Linked DNA regions of Mus musculus: region 1 is linked to region 2. A link is a loop called in an ENCODE intact Hi-C map of the cell type or tissue named here. Cell type or tissue: heart. All regions are shown on one strand. Region 1 overlaps Fancc (Fanconi anemia, complementation group C). Region 2 has its middle 2.0 kb from the start of Gm40981.

Region 1 (2,500 bases), 440 kb after region 2:
GACAGTTGATACGACTTAAGTCTTCTTCAATTTATTAAGATGTGTTTTGTAATCCAAAATGTAGCCTATCCTGAAGAATACTCTAAGAGAGTAATGTGTGTTCTATTATTATTATTATATGGGGTGCTCCACATATATCTACTGGGTGAACTGGCTGTTAGTACCACCCTAGGTCTTGTCAACTTACCACTCTTTTTTTTTGTTGTTTTGTTTTGTTTTGTTTTGTTTTTGTTTTGTTTTGTTTTTGTTTTTCGAGACAGGGTTTCTCTGTGTAGCCCTGGCTGTCCTGGAACTTACTCTGTAGACCAGGCTGGCCTCGAACTCAGAAATCCACCTGCCTCTGCCTCCCAAGTGCTGGGATTAAAGGCATGCGCCACCACTGCCCGGCTCACTTACCATTCTTTATTACAAAAAAAAAAAAAAAAAAAGCATTATTCAAAGTGAAATGTAGAATGTAGGATCCCTTTCTCCTTATTTTATGTTTTCTCCACCAATCTTTCTATGTGTACTTTGTATCTGTGCACTCCGTTGCTAAGTTCAATTGTTTACAGCTTAAATCTCTAGAAAAGAGACCTTTTTCTCCTTCTGTAACATCCTTTACCTCTTACAATAGTTGTATGGTGTATATATATATGGCTTTTTTTTGCTATGTGGCATATGTGTGTGTATGTGTGTGTGTTACTCTCACAGCCATCCACAGCATCCTTTCATTTTCAGTCTTCGTATGTCCTTGTATCTACTGAGATCCCAGCTTAGATGGTGGCACGCTTATTTAGATGCACAAAGCTCTGGCTTTGACCTTCAGCACCACATGCACTGGGTGTGGTGGTGTGTGATGACACCTGTCACCCCAGCGCTGCAGAGCAGAGACAAATTCAAGGTTATCCCGGCTACACAGTGAGTTTGAGGCCAGCCTCATACATGAGATCTTGTCAAATTAAGTTTAAAAATAATCAGAAATAAATAATCTCTGGGTCACTATCTAAATGGTCCTAAAATATATGAACAGGAAAAGATACTCAAACAAATAAATATACTCGAATTTTTAAAGGAAAATAAACCCAATTAAAGTAGCTAAAAGTAAGTGTAAAAATGAGTGTAAACTAAAGTATAAAATGAGAGTGCTGTAGAAAGCATACAGCTTGCTCTTACTGTCTCACTGCCACGGATGACATCTGAGTTCCAGTCTTGCTCACTTTATGCAGGGAAGCCTCACAGGAATGAATGTCCTCTGTTTTAGTTACACGAGCCAGTGATCATTGCTCCCTCTGGTGTCTGTATCCAGTACTGCAGAATCTCTGATACTGTGATTAGCTGGTTTGGCTTTGTTCTTTGTGTCCTTACTACCCAATGGAGGAAAAACATTTGAGGCTCTCTACTGTGCCATCTTCTGAAGTCATGCATGCGCTTGCCATTCCTTTCATGTTTACTGTCCATTCACTTGTCTCTTCTGCAATGACTTGCACATAGCCCTGGCATTTCCATGGTGGTCCTAGAGATAGACTCAGGTCACCAAGCTTAGGGCAAATGCACTTATCCCACTGAGCCATCTTGCAGGGTATACCACACTCAGTAATAAGCTACTACACTGTTTACCAGTGTGGTTCCATTAGTTCACACACTCGTGATCAATGTATGTAAGTGTTGAAACTTCACTTGAGTATGCAGTGGCACACTTTTTTTTCTTTAGTTTTCTCATTGCAGTAAAACATAAATAAGTTATCATTTAGCCATATATCGGTAGTGACTAACACTAAATATGTTCACATGCCATCTTCTCGCCATTATTATTTATCCAAAAGTTTCTACTGCTCTCAACAAACTAAATATATTAAACATAACTTCCCTTTCTCTCCTCCTTGCTGCTGATCTCTGCTCTGCTCTAGGTCCCAATGAATCAGCCTATTCTAGAACTTCATATCCATAGAATAAAAACATATTTGCTTCTGTGTTGGACTGTTTTACTAAGCATGTTTACATAGTCTTCCTATGCTTGTGCATACATAAAACTTGTTTCTTTTTATATTGGAAAATGTCCAATGAAATATAAACACATTTTGTCTTTTAGCTGTGGTCAATTAATAAAATTGGTGTATAGTTTTAATGTTTTTAGGATAATTTCCTACTTACCTTTAACCATCAACTTAACACAATTTAAAGTCACCTGAGAAGGAAGTCTCAATTAAAGATTACTCATATCAGACTGGCCTGTGGGGATGTCTATGGGAGATGTCTTAGATGCTAATTGATGTGAGGGGGCCCAGCCTACTGTGGGTGGCACCATCCCTATGCAGGTGGCTGTATAACACAGCTATGTAGGAGCAGTGTTCTTTCAAAGTTTCTCTTCCAACTTGGTGCTCAAGCTTCTTCCTTGACTGTGGCCTCAGCAATAGACTGTGACCCAGAAGTCCAAGGAGCCCCTTTTCCCTCCTTTTGATCAGTGTTTTTAATCACTGCTTAGTAAAACCAGTCCAACACGGAAGCAAATATGTTTTTATAC
Region 2 (2,500 bases):
TTTCCTTTATAAAACATTTCTATGGCCATCGTATAAAAACAGTGGCTTTCAATGTTGGAAGGCCATTTCTACCACACATGCATGAACAGGTCTTTGGGTGAAAAGGCCTGTGTCTAAAGTATGAATCCTTATACATGCCAGCCTGGGTTATATGGAGCAAGTCACCACACTGGGGACCATCTTTGCAGAGCAAGGCAAAGATAACATGGTTGAGTTTCCTTTGTAGCATGGCACACAGAGTAGGTATCTTCTGAGGTCATAGCAAGATGGAAAGAGATGGACTAGACAAAGCATCCCCTTCATCCGCCTAGCCTTGAAGAACACTTTGGGAAATGCTAAGGCACATGAGTGAGGGAGAGATACCATCAGTTTGTCACTGCTGATTTAAGAAGCTATGCTATCAATGGATGGACCTGGAGGGCATCATCCTGAGTGAGGTAACCCAATCACAAAGGAACTCGCACAATATGTACTCACTGATAAGTGGATATTAGCCCAGAAACTTAGGATACCCAAGATATAAGATACAATTTGCTAAACACATGAAATTCAAGAAGAACGAAGACCAAAGTGTGGACACTTTGCCCCTTCTTAGAAATGGGAACAAAACACCCATGGAAGGAGTTACAGAAACAAAATTTGGAACTGTGACGAAAGGATGGACCATCTAGTGATTGCCATATGCAGGGATCCATCCCATAATCAGCTTCCAAACGCTGACACCATTGCATACACTAGCAAGATTTTGCTGAAAGGACCCAGATATAACTGTCTCTTGTGAGACTATGCCGGGGCCTAGCAAACACAGAAGTGGATGATCACAATCAGCTATTGGATGGATCACAGGGCCCCCAATGGAGGAGCTAGAGAAATTACCCAAGGAGCTAAAGGGAACTGCAACCCTATAGGTGGAACAACAATATGAACTAACCAGTACCCCGGAGCTCTTGTCTCTAGCTGCATATGTATCAAAAAATGGCCTAGTCGGCCATCACTACAAAGAGAGGCCCATTGGACTTGCAAACTTTATATGCCCCAGTACAGGGGAACCCCAGGGCCAAAAAGGGGAGTGGGTGGGTAGGGGATTGGGGGGGTGGGTATGGGGGACTTTTGGGATAGCATTGAAAATGTAAACGAGGAAAATACCTAATAAAAAAATAAATTAAAAAAAAAAAAAAAGAAGCTATGCTATCAGACGATTTGTGCACATGGCTGCCGATGTGCTAGCCACAAGGGGGCGCTCCTGGGTAAGACACCTAGCTGGCCTCCCACAACAAAAAAAACCCAGCAAGGATCTTAACTCGGTATTTGGAAAAATGAATAAAACTGCATGTAAGGAACCCAGTTCCAGGCAATCTGTCATCAGTGTGTAGCAGTAAGAAAAACAAGCAGAATGTACACGGCCTCTGTCTTCACAAAATGAATGTAGACAGCTGGGAAGTTTGCTGTAAAGGAGGGTAATTTCAGAAAAGACTGTATTGTTGGTTGTAGGAAGTTTGCTCAAGTGACATCATACAATAAAATGTTCAGTACTTTGAAAGGCCTGATAAGTCAATAACTTTAGGTCCAAACTATTACTAATAGTTTGCTTATTCAAGGTCTGCGCAGATAGCCAAGATGTACTCCAAACAGCTCAGCCTTGTAGAGCGAGAACTTCACCAGAGTTAGGTGGGTTTTTTTCCTTTGCTTTTTGGTAAAAGGATCAACGACACGTTGTGGGGCATATGTAACACTGGTGCCCAAATATTGCAAGGGATTACGAAGAAAATACATCCAGGGATAGACACAAATCAAGAACAGATTGAGCTAGGCATGGTTTAAGCCACCCTTAAACAGATTAAGCAGGGCTCACACCTATAAATCCAGCACCTGGGAGACAAAAGCAAGATGATTTGTGCAGTTTCAAGGCCAGCCTGTCTAGATGGTGAGTTCTAGGCTAGCCAACAAGACCTTGTCTCGAAAAATAGATAATAGACAGACAAGACCCCCATCTGTTCATCCCATCTCTCTAGCTTCAGCGGCCCAACATACTGCTTTTGAACAGGATTCTATCAATACCTTAATGATCAGGGTGCCAGGAGATGCCATGAGGGGGAAATCTTGCCCGAATCTCTTAAAATTTATGATAAAGTCACCAAATACCTGCCACTCACAAGCCCTGTGCTGTTCTAAATCACGACAAATAAAAGAAAATCAAATGGGGACCTTTACCTATTGACTTGATTCATAGCCAGATATCTTAAACCTTCACACACACACTAAAATTGCAAAAACATTAACCCTGCCACCAGCATGAAAAAGATGTCCCTACCCTAGCTCCATGTTCATTTGACTGGCAAGTTTTATGATGATCCAAATGTGATCACATTTAGTAGGAATATTTAACTTCAATATGTATATATATTACACATTGTAATGTGCTTAGCAGGTCATAAGCCAAGGAGCATAGCCTTTTATTAACCAATATTTTATTTAAATTGTGGTAATCTTTTCAACGTTC

Evidence for each region. Peaks named below come from ENCODE experiments on the same cell type or tissue, not always from the same donor. Only the 100,000 strongest peaks of a DNase experiment are listed, where the experiment ranks them.
Region 1: a loop joins it to region 2, with 9 times the contacts of the local background. A loop is called at or near these places in 6 of 42 quality-filtered maps.

Annotation. Positions count from the first base shown.
Region 1 is chr13:63,355,479-63,357,978 of GRCm38, forward strand. The region is part of intron 6 of Fancc (Fanconi anemia, complementation group C); the gene reads right to left. Among named protein-coding and RNA genes, the nearest start is that of Mir3074-1, 55 kb to the left of the region's middle. In heart, CTCF peaks have their summits at 1,275 (motif pointing left) and 1,474; a DNase peak (open chromatin) is centred at 1,243.
Region 2 is chr13:62,918,567-62,921,066 of GRCm38, forward strand. No RefSeq gene overlaps it. Among named protein-coding and RNA genes, the nearest start is that of Gm40981, 2.0 kb to the left of the region's middle. In heart, a CTCF peak has its summit at 1,246 (motif pointing right); no DNase peak of the experiment used is centred here.